3 separate regions of the Homo sapiens genome follow, and all the other regions are linked to region 2. A link is a contact called in ENCODE Hi-C or POLR2A ChIA-PET data. All regions are on one chromosome and are shown on one strand. The core of a region is the stretch at or near the end of the contact, and the rest is flanking DNA. Distances in the headings are between cores, read along the strand shown.

What was found. A loop is a pair of places that touch in the nucleus more often than their neighbours do. ChIA-PET counts read pairs that join two places held with the same protein, here RNA polymerase II (POLR2A). Pooled maps may share reads with other maps.
Region 1: a map of Caco-2 shows a loop between it and region 2 (8-fold over the local background). The contact joins the promoter of ABRACL here to the promoter of PERP in region 2. A Hi-C loop is called at or near these places in 2 of 168 maps with a recorded cell type or tissue (Caco-2 and naive thymus-derived CD4-positive, alpha-beta T cell) and 5 of 50 pooled maps. POLR2A ChIA-PET finds 5 or more read pairs at or near these places in 2 of 52 experiments (activated naive CD8-positive, alpha-beta T cell and naive thymus-derived CD8-positive, alpha-beta T cell).
Region 3: a pooled map shows a loop between it and region 2 (8-fold over the local background). The contact joins the promoter of OLIG3 here to the promoter of PERP in region 2. A Hi-C loop is called at or near these places in 1 of 168 maps with a recorded cell type or tissue (B cell), 8 of 37 single-sample maps with no recorded cell type and 10 of 50 pooled maps. POLR2A ChIA-PET finds 5 or more read pairs at or near these places in 1 of 52 experiments (activated T-cell).

Annotation. Positions count from the first base shown.
Region 1 is chr6:139,027,094-139,030,291 of GRCh38, forward strand. It overlaps ABRACL (ABRA C-terminal like), which reads left to right and starts at 1,652. Exons shown (of 3, transcript NM_021243.3): 1 at 1,652-1,782. RefSeq lists silencers at 1,816-1,975, 2,236-2,605, 2,655-2,845 and enhancers at 2,499-2,793, 2,616-3,198.
Region 2 is chr6:138,105,497-138,109,225 of GRCh38, forward strand. It overlaps PERP (p53 apoptosis effector related to PMP22), which reads right to left and starts at 1,923. Exons shown (of 3, transcript NM_022121.5): 1 at 1,631-1,923. The coding sequence starts at 1,844. RefSeq lists a silencer at 2,052-2,101.
Region 3 is chr6:137,492,237-137,495,907 of GRCh38, forward strand. It overlaps OLIG3 (oligodendrocyte transcription factor 3), which reads right to left and starts at 2,158. Exons shown (of 1, transcript NM_175747.2): 1 at 1-2,158. The coding sequence starts at 1,934. The coding sequence ends at 1,116. RefSeq lists enhancers at 1,068-1,567, 3,249-3,671.

The DNA of each region.
Region 1 (3,198 bases), core at 402-2,901, 920 kb after region 2:
TTTTTATATTAACAAGGATGTTTACTTCTTTAGGTAAAGTAACCTATTTCTTTTTCTTTGGTTGGCAATTAGGGCAATACTAATTACCTAATCATAACAGAAGCGGTGCTCTCCAGACTCATTATTCCTATCATTGGATATTATCTGACTGATGAATTGTGATCCCTGTCACAGGCCAAAATAGCGAGGTCCTGCTTCGATAATTGCTAAATATATTTTTCTTGAATTATATATTTTTTGCCTTATGTCGACTGTGAAAGATATAAACTATAACTTCTCACCTTTCTTTTGGTGAGAAAAAAATAGGCCTCAATCATTTTGGTAACAATATAAAACAAGTAAAAGAAAAAAATAGGTCTGAAAAGATCTTGGAGTCACCTTAAACTTTATCTGCCATGAGACACTTAGAAGAATCAGACCTTTGTTGAAGATTACAGAACAGAGACTCCTTCAGTCACACCCAGGAGACAGGTATTCACCGTAAAGACTAGAATGAAGCGTGGGAAGTGGATGGATCCAGTGCAGCCCCAGGGAACTGAACACTCACATGCCCCTGGGAAGCAGGTCTTTGTTGCTCTCCTTCCATCACTTGGTCTCAGCTTGTCTTTGACTGGCTTCTACCACTTGTGCCTCCACCCAACCTGCTGCTACATTCTCCTGGTTTCTGCTTACTCAAATGTTTTGCATCCGAAGCCCATTTTGGCCCCTTCTGCCTTACCCTCTCTTAGCTCCAACCTTTCTCTTACATCAGACAGCTCCGTCTCTGCATTCTCCACTTTCCATTTCCAAGGGAGTGTCTGATTGGCTTACTAACTATCAGAGTCCGTGTTTGATGAGAACTGTTTGCTCCAGGTCACCTCACAGGATGATGACTACATCACGGATTGTGCGCTCTTGGGTCACGCGATCACTCTTAATTTAAATTAGCTGGGCTGGGGGTGGGGAGGGGGTAAGGAACGTTTTTTGTAGTTATTTGTGCAACCCCTGCTCTAGAAATAGTTTGGGTAACTGTTTCCTTTCCAAAAGGACTCTCTGGGTACGGTAAGCATCTCTCTCTCACACACGCATATATTAAAATAACAGTGACTAAAACAAAGGGAGCATGAATAAATTGAATTATGAAGTTAAATGTATGAAATAATGAATGAACAAGGGAAGAAACCGATACTGACCCAGGGTCAACAACTATCTATGTCCAAGTAAAATTTCTTTGCAGTCTGACAAATTGGCTTTCAAGATTGCATTTTGTTTTGCGAATTAAGCCATTTTTAAGTCATGAGTCGTAGTTTTCTGGAGGCCCCCGGCATCCGGAACCCATGAATGCCACGTTCTTTCTAGCAGCCTTCAGCAATTTGAGGGCGCTTTGTTTCTTACGTTGGGAGAGAAATCCATCAGGAAATCGACGCCCAGGATCAGATGCAGATCCTGGGATCCTTGGCTCTGAGTAGCACGGTGGAAAAGTGAGGTAATCCAGGCTCTGGGCCCGTTTTCCTAGGAGCCCAGGGCGCTTCACCTGTCTGCAGTCAGCCCCTTTCTTGGACGTCTCCTCCCCTGAGTTTCCTCCTCATAGGCTTGTCCCTGGGAGTGTGGGCGGCCCCTTTCTTGAGCGCAGAAACACTTACTTTTCCCCCTACCCTGCTCCTCCTCCTCCACAGCCGTCTTTCTCTTTGCCTCAGCCACTTCCTTCCTTGGCCTCACCCTCCCCAGTGCACTGAAGAAGGTAACCGGGTCCAGACCCACGCGGCGCCAGTTCTCCGGCGGGAAGGAAAACCGCGCAGAGAGGTGCGTGAGCGCCCGGGCAGATGTGGCTTAGGTAGCAGGGATGGACTGGGTGTCCGTGGTGCGCCGCCGGGCACCGCGGGCTGCGGTGAGAGTCGGGTCAGGAGGGGGCCGGGAGGGGGCTCAGGGCGCGCGGAAGCTGCGACCGGCTGGGCCGAGACCTCGCGGGTTGGGGTCCCGTGGGGCGCGCGCCGCCCACGCCCCCACCTCTCGGGTCGACTTCCGCACTCGGCTCACGTGACGTTTCGCCGGCCGGGGGCGGACTGGGAAGCCGGCAGAAATGGAACGATTTTTACCGCGGTGCGACGTGTCGGCTTTGCACTTGGCGGTGGTTCAGGAGCCAGTTCTGCAGAGCTGGGTGGGGAAGGGCTGGGGGCGAGAGGAGAGGCTGCCCCGAGGAACGTGGTGGCCTCAGGGCAGTGGACTCTGCAGCGCCGGAGGTGGGTGCGGCTCTGTGCGCTCCAGATCAGGGGGTGCAGAGTCGTGAGGGGACACCAGGGGCTCGTGGAGCCCGGGGCAGGGTCCGTTTTCGTCGCCCGGGTTGGGTGCTCGCTCTCGCGGCGCTTCGGGGCGCCCGGGCCACGGGGGAGGCAGACCCGCGGCGCCGGGCCGGGAGCTGCGGAGACAAAGACTTCCGGGACGCGGCCCTTCCCGGGCGCCAGCGGTGCCGCCCCGCCACGGGGGGCCCAGCCCCGCGCTCCCCAGCCCTGCACTGGTGCCGGCGGTGACCGTGTGATGATGGGCTGCAGGGCACGGGGTTAGGGGACCTCTACCAGGCAGAACCCCAAGCTGGTAGCAGAATGGCCAAATATGGAGTGAGCGCGCCCCAGACCGGAGGGAGTAAGGAGCCCAGTCACCCTTTGACCCGCACCAGCTGCTTGTCCGCGATTGCGAAGAAGGGCTGGGAAAACGTGCCCAGCCCGAGTGTGTAAAGTTGGTTCCTGATTCCGGACATACCTATTCCAGTAGGCTTTATTTCCTTGGATATTAGAAAATCTCCATGCATTGCCTCCAAACTTTTGAAAAATAACAATGCCCTGAGGGTCCTTAAATACATTCTAAAGTGTGTATTGGTGGTGAGTTTCGGGTTCTGCCCAGTCCTCCGACTTTCCGCTTCCTTTGTGTTTCCCACGCACAAAGCCGAAATCGATTCTGCGACAATTAGAGTGCCTGGCCGTCATCTACCTCGCCTTCCCTGGAGCCTTTTCCTGTCTTCTGGTCCAGCCGCTCACCATTAAGCTCTTCCCTTTAGACTTGCTCTGCTTCTCACCTCTCCTCATTGTTCTTTTCTTTTTTTTTTTCTTAGACATAGTTTCACGGTACTCGTGAGAATGTGTTACATTCGTATAACCAAATCAGGGTAATTGGTATATCCATCACCCTAAATATTTATCTCTTCTTTATGCTAGGAACATTCAA
Region 2 (3,729 bases), core at 673-3,172:
AAAAATAAAAATGGCATTGTGCATGTTTCACAAGAGGGCTGTGGTCACAGCCAGAGCCCTGCAGGTCAAATCATGTCCCGTCAGTAGCACTGATCATAGTTCTGCCAATATCCCCGCCACCAGTCAAAGGCACGCTAGTCTTACTTTATATGTGGAGGATTACTGCATATACTTTGGGTCTGCATTAGTCTTTGGAGTAGGGTATAATTATCAAAGTATGTTTAAAAACACACACGCAGATCTGTTAGGTCCCCTAGAAGAGACTGAGTTCAGATGCATTTTAACTAGAAGATAGAGGTACATTATTTCAAAAAACAATTAATTCGCTTTAAAAACCTAAAACACTGGAGATGATACAAACCTGAGCTGGCACAGTGTATGGGTTTTCAGAGAAGAAAACACACAAACTGCAAAGAAAGCTGGAATTTTCTGCAGTGTTTACATTTTATTACCTGGCTAATGGGGACCATGCTTCCTTTTGTGGGGAAGTGACGTCCAAAGGATTACACAAAAGAAAGGGCACCAAGTTGCTGATATAGTCCCCCGGAAACACAAATAAACAGGATTGGGTTGGAAGCCCTGGGCCACTTCAAAGAAAAAAATCAAGTCAATGGTAATAGTAAGAAATGAAAACAGGCAGGGTAGCTTGCTGTCTGTGTTTAAAACTATTAAACCCGGTAGGTAAAGCCCATTTGGCTTTAAGGTTTTATTAGGCTCTCACAGACCCCATCTCCACCCCCACACACATTGCTAATCACAGTAGACCCCAGCTGTGATTCCCATCCACCCCCAGGAAAGGAGAGGGGGCTTCCCACTGTGAAAGAAAATGCCTTCTCAGACAAGAACTATGCTCCAGTCCTGACTTTCAGCAAGGCAAGCAGGGAGCTTCCTCCATGCTGGGAAAATGGCATACAGTACTTCACCTGCTAGGTACATTAAATTTGTCAACTCTGCTTCACGTCGCGAGTGTAGGGAATGTGTTTGCTTTTTAGATTTCAAATCGGATTAAAATAATTAAGTTTTCTAAACAACAATGCCATGCTTAAACCAAAGGACACGCCCTAGAACAAGAGCTAACAAGAACTAGCCTGACCGGTAAAGTAGACTGAAATATCTATTGAAAACGTTAACTGCTAAAACTGCCTGAAAGGGCTTTTTTAAATGAGAAAGTTTTTTCAGCTATATCAAGTTGAACGAATCCACTGATATTAGGGAAGGCACGTTATTTCAATATTTATATTTTAATCATAAGAAGAAACGAGAAGGAAGAGAAATGGGAAGAAATTTCAGGTCTCCAAGAAACTTTGTTCATTATATTTACTCATCTAAACTTGCAATGCTTGAAATAATCTTTCGTACGTAACCGACAAAACCCAGGAAAAAAACTATACAGTTTGAACTACGGCCTTTTTTTTTTTTCTGTTTCTGAGCTTGGTGTTGGCCACCCAAAGCTACTGCTGCTGCATTTGGTTCAGGTCGGATGCATGAGCCCGAGCTCGTCCTAAACAGGCATTCTGAAAAGCACTGGCTCCCCCGACCCTGTGAGGGCCCATCACGCGCGGCGGCTTTTGCAGGCCGCGGCCCCGAGGGCTTCCTGGAGGCGGCGACGGCGGCGGCGGCGGGCACTCACCGTACTCCATGAGGCTCTGACAGCCCTCCTCGTAGGACCCGCTGCCGCCGCCCTCTTGGGAGCATTTCCACCACAGCGAGGACGTCTGGCCGTGGTCGCTAGACTGCAACCAGCCGCGGCCGGCCAGCGCGATGATGTCGAAGGCGATGGCGCTGAGTAGGAGCAGGGGCAGGATCCAGCGGCAGCGCTCGCAGGCCAGGCCGCAGCGGATCATGTTGACGGGCGGCGCGGGGCCGAGCGGAGCGGAGCGGAGCGGGTCGGAGGAGCGCGCGGGACGGGCGACAGCAGAGAGTGGCCTGCGAGCGCGGGCGCCGCCACAAAAGCGAAGAGGCCGCGGGGAGGCGGCTCCCGAGGACGCCGCTCCGGGCGGCCCCACCTAGATTCCGGTGACTCAGAGCGCGCCCGCCCCGACCTGCCCTGCCGGGCCGGGGCGGGCGGGGCCGCTGGTAAACAGGCTGGGTTCTGGTGACACCGGGCGGCGGCGGAAGGCGGCCCGAGGGTCCCGCGCGTCCCACAACCCTCCAGTCCCGCTCTCCTGGCCTCTCCAGGCGCGTGTTTTGTCTTCCTGGCGCACCAACATATACACTTGTTTATCTGCACAGCGCCAGCCTAATATCTGACCCCTGATGTCGCATCGTGGGGCGGTGGTCAGCAGTGCCATATCTGAGTTTTCAGCAGTGTGAGATGGGTGTTCTAATTGCACCTGTGGATAAAGGCTGCACTCCTTTGGACGCGTGCACCCAAACCCAGAAGCCCGTCCCTGACCCCTGCTGACACAGGTGATCCCTTCCTCCTAGGCTCCGCCTTTGCACCTTGGACCGTGGCTCCCCGGGTACTCTTATCTCTTTGCATGCTGTTCTTTCCTGCTGGGTTGCCAGATTTTGGAAAGCGGAGGCGATGCTGAATTTATCTGTGTATCCTTAGTGTCCGGCACCGTGTTTGGATCTCAAGGGGAGCTCAGTGAATTTGATGAATGAACATGTAATTTAACAAATGCTCGCTTCCTTTCGGAAAGGCTTCATCTGGCTTCCCCAGATAATTTCATGTCGCCTCTGCTGCAGTCCACTTCCTATCACGAATCTCTACCTATTTAAACTGCACTCTCTCTACTCTTCATTTACTATTTTGAGGTTTTTCCAAATAAAAATCATACGTCAGCATGCAACCTGCATTTAGGATCCCCCCTTCGGTGTCCTGGGCTAGCTCCCGTCGCAGTTCTGACTCCTAAGATGTGACAGGAAGGGTGGGGTGGCAGCCAGGTGTGCCGCTGAGGACAAAGGAGTTCTCAGTGTCAGGCACCTCGGTGGCCTTGGGAAAATCACTGAAACATCGTATGGGGGTCATGTCTTAACCCTGTACCTCCAAAGATTTCTTCTGAATCCCCTATTTTTTCTGTTAATTTAATATAAAAGTGGGAACTACTTAAAAATATTTTAAATTGTATTCCAATTTGATATTCTCAATAGAAACAGAATACTCTTTTGACTTATGCCATTTTCTGGCAATTCTTGAGGACGAATAAAAGCATGGAGAAAGTATCTGAAAATACATGAAATAATTTCCCTAGCCTTCATTTTACATAATTCAAGTTTTACATAAACCACGTCATATATTTTTATTACAGGAAAATATTTTCACTTTCAAAGAACACAAGAGGGTGTTCTGCCAAAAGTTAATTTTGTATCGTGGAAGCTGTGTGAAGAAAATGGTGATATTTATGTTCTCAGGGTTTTCAAAAGTAATGAAGATATTTGTTTAATTAGCTATGTATAATATATTTGTGAGAAAAAAAAATTCTTATAAGTCAAATACTGACCAGAAGCAAAGTGGCTTCAGACAAAATGAGAGTTTTGCAGGCATCTTAATATCTCTGGATAATTTTGGACTTGATATATATAATTTATTTTCGTTATTCAATGAAACCATTTCCGATGGGCTTGAGGAAAAGAGCTCATTAATGCCGAGGTGAACACAAAGAGATTAGCTCTTCACAATTTCTGGAAGAGACCACATTGACCCTGGTGGGTTTCCAACAATAATATACCCAACATGTGGTACAGACTCTGGAACCGGATGGTTCAGGTTTACACGCTTTCTCA
Region 3 (3,671 bases), core at 908-3,407, 610 kb before region 2:
AGAAACACTGGTTATTAATAAATATATCATAGTTATCAAGAATATATAAAAAATAAAGACAGGTATCGTCTTTGAGGCCCTAACAAAATATTTCAAGCAAATGTTCAGGAAAATAAAAACGGCACCCCTCCCAAAACCAGGATAAGTTTTCAAAGCTGATAATAGAGAGAGCCAACCCCGCATGCAGAATAACTGAGCGAGGGGGGGTGGCGCAAGCTACTAGAGGGAGCCCAGGCTTTTACAATAGCGGCCCCAGAACAGCAAAGGAAGGTTCCGAATAAAGTTTGAAGGGGGTGGGGGTGGGAGAAGAAGCGCGTGTGCGTGAGTGTGGGTCTTTGCACTCTGCCCCTTTTTTCATTTCATACAACCACAGACAGATATATGGAGTACTTGGGATAATTCACTAATAAATCCTTGTTACAAGGAAAACGGCACCACAGCCTGCACGACATATTCAGACAAGATTCATTTAGAAGCGTGCATGCATTCTTTTGACCTACACTGCGTCGAAAGGAAAACCCACATAGGAGGTGTCATGCCCTGGACCTCGGTTGAGATTCAAAACTTGGGTCTTGATCTCTCTCGCGCTCTCTCTCTCTTTCTCTCTCCATTGTCTCTAGAAAAACTGTGGCAAGGACAGAGACAATCATAATCGCATCCATCTCAAGAAAATATTTACATTTGTTTTGCACAAAAGGGATGGCCGTCTTTTTCCAAAGCGAGAACACAGAGTCAGAGAAAGCCAACTCAAAAGTCCCTTCGCAAGTTTTTAACTACACCGATCCCATCTTTATACAACAAATGCAGTTTTGACAAGAGCATATGGCAGTGAAAAATACTGGCGCGGCATGGGGAAAAGAAGCATGCATGCAAAACACACGACATCTGGTTCGAGTCCCCCTTTGCTACCACCTAGAAATTGCGGTTTGATTTTGGTCCTTTCCCTCCGGGGGTCAAGTGGAGTCTGAGATCTCTCAGACAGCGTGGGAGGCTGCGGGCCCCGGAGCCTGCCCTCCCGTGGGCCGAGCGTGCAGCCTCCCTCTTCCCTCCCGGCCCGGCACCGCGGCCCCTCCCGCCGCTCTCCCTCCTCCTTGGCAGCCGGGCCCGCCCGCTGCTCACTTGAGCAAGTCCTTGGACTCGGCCGACAGCCGGGCCATGTTGGCTGTGGAGAGAGCGGACAGGTGCGGCGGCGGCGGCATCTGGCAGATGGTGCAGGGGCAGGGCAGACCAGCCCAGTGCTGGAAGCCGCTGCCCAGCTGCAGCGCGGGCGGCGTGGAGGGCGCCTTGAGTAGCGAGTGGGGAGGCCGGATGGTGCCGATGGCGGGAAGTGAGGCGGCGGACAGCGGTGACGAGGCGTTGCCAGATGAGAGCGCGCCGCCCAAGATGGGGTGCACCGGGTGCACGGAGTTGGCCGCGTGCGCGGGGTGGCCGGCCGAGTGGCCCACGGTCCCGCAGTGAAAGGCCGAGTGGTGGCCCCCATAGATCTCGCCAACCAGCCTCTTCATCTCCTCCAGGGAGCTGGTGAGCATGAGGATGTAGTTTCTGGCGAGCAGGAGTGTGGCGATCTTGGAGAGCTTGCGCACCGACGGCCCATGCGCGTAGGGCATGACTTCGCGCAGCCCGTCCATGGCTAGGTTCAGGTCGTGCATCCGCTTGCGTTCGCGTCCGTTGATCTTCAGCCTCAACTGCTGTAGGTCCTGCTCCGACAGCTGCTTCTTGATTTTGTACTTGCTGCTCTCTCCCGCGGCCTTGGCGCCAGCCCGCGAGAGGCTTTCCCCGGGCATCTTCTGCATCATATCGCCCTGCGTGGACGAGACCGAGTTGAGACGGCTCTCCTGGTGGTGGTGGTGGCGGTGGTGGTGGTCCCTCAGGTACATCTCATCCATGTCCGGAGATGAAGCTCTGCTGGAGACAGAGCTCGAATCAGAATTCATTTTATTACAGGGGATGCGGCCCTACCGTGGGGAGGCTTTAGGCGGGAAATTAAAGAAAATCTTGAATTAAAAAAAAAAAATCTGCACTGCCCAGGAACCCACTTCTCCGCGGCAAGACGTGAGAAGAAAAGCGGAGACGCTGCTTTTCCCCGCCTCTCTCCCTCCCACGCCCCTCTCTCTGGTTAGGCTGCTTCCTGGACAGCTAGTTGGTGTGTGCTTGAACTAACCTCACGCTGAAAAAGAGGGGCTTTTATAGAGCTGCGGCGGAGAAAAGAGACAAAAGGAGCCCTCCTATCTATCCTGGGCTGGTTAGGATGACGTGCCATCATTCAGGGCGGTGCGCTTTGCTGTCCCATTTAGCAAGGATTCCTATTCATATTCATTGTGGGGCCGCCCTGGGACACCTCTGCTCCGAACCGCTAGGAGCCCCCAGGCACAAAACCCTCTGATTGACACACTCACCGCTCCAGCTTACGCCTTCCTGATTTTTTTTTTAACTTTCTTCCACCCCACCCCCCTTCCCAATTTCTCTAACCAAATCACACATCAGGAACGGAAGGAAGGCAAGAGAAGGTGGCCAGGCGGTTGGTGGAGGTTCCTCTGAGTTTGGAGAGAGGAATTGAAACATTCGCTCTCCTTTCTTTCCTGGCTGCTCCCAAGTTTAGAGAAATATGGGCAAAAATAGGTCTCAGTGGAAAGGTTTGAGGGACAGAGGTGCGGTCGGAGGGAAGGTGCTGCCAGCGGGGGCTGGGGGTGGTGGGAAGACTGCATGCCGACTTTCTCTGTCTCAATATTTTTTTTTCATTAGATCTCTTTTCCTAAACACTTCCATTCTGTCAATTTTGTTTATTGGGCCCTTCTGGTGTGGTTTCAACGGGATGTCCATGTTCGGTGATGGCTTTGCTCCTGGCAGTATTGTGGCGGAGAGGTCTCTTATTTTCTGTGTCCTCTCTTTCGTTTTAAAACATGGATTTCTAAAAGAATTTCAGTTTTGCACAATTCTTTAACTTCCTAGACCAAAAACTGCGAAAAAAAAATGTTAATGTCACAAGAAAAGCAACTTGGGAGGATGGGAAGGAAAAGGAGCCAAGGAGGCAGAGAGAGAGATTGTTAGGTTCCTGAGAGCTCCAGAGAGATTGTTCCCACTCCAGGCTTCCTGGACCTTGGCGCTGGCGCAAAACGGTGGGACGGTCCGCGCCCGAAGCTCCGCCGGGCCTCCTCTGGCCGCTGTGCTGACGTGCCCCGAGCTCCGGGAACTCAGCGGCACCCCGGCCTGCGCGGGTGGGTCCACCAGGCTGGGGCCGCCGTACGGCGTCGGACAGGGAAATCAGAAGCTCATAATAAACTATCTGATGTCGGGGTGGTGGGGCGGGGGGGTGGGGTGCGTGGGCAAAGAAGCACGGGGGAAGGGAAACAACGAAAGGACCTAGAAAGCCCCTTGTGCGTGCCCGGGCACTGCGGTTCAGCGCAGAGTCGTTTCTGGGAATAAAGAGGAGGTCGGAGTTTGGAGCCTTCGGTGCGAGTGCGGAGGTGGGCGTAGATCTTTCTTCCCCCTTGCTGTGTTTTTGTGATCAAGACTTTAGCTCAGCAGCACGAGGGGCGGGAAGGCAGAAATCCCGGGAAGGGAGAGAGCCCCAGGAGTGGTCTCTAGAAGAACCCGGACACCGCCCCTCTCCCGGCTTGGTGGAACGGGAAACAAACGCTAGCTAGTGACTGAGAGTCTCGGTGGAAGTGTGA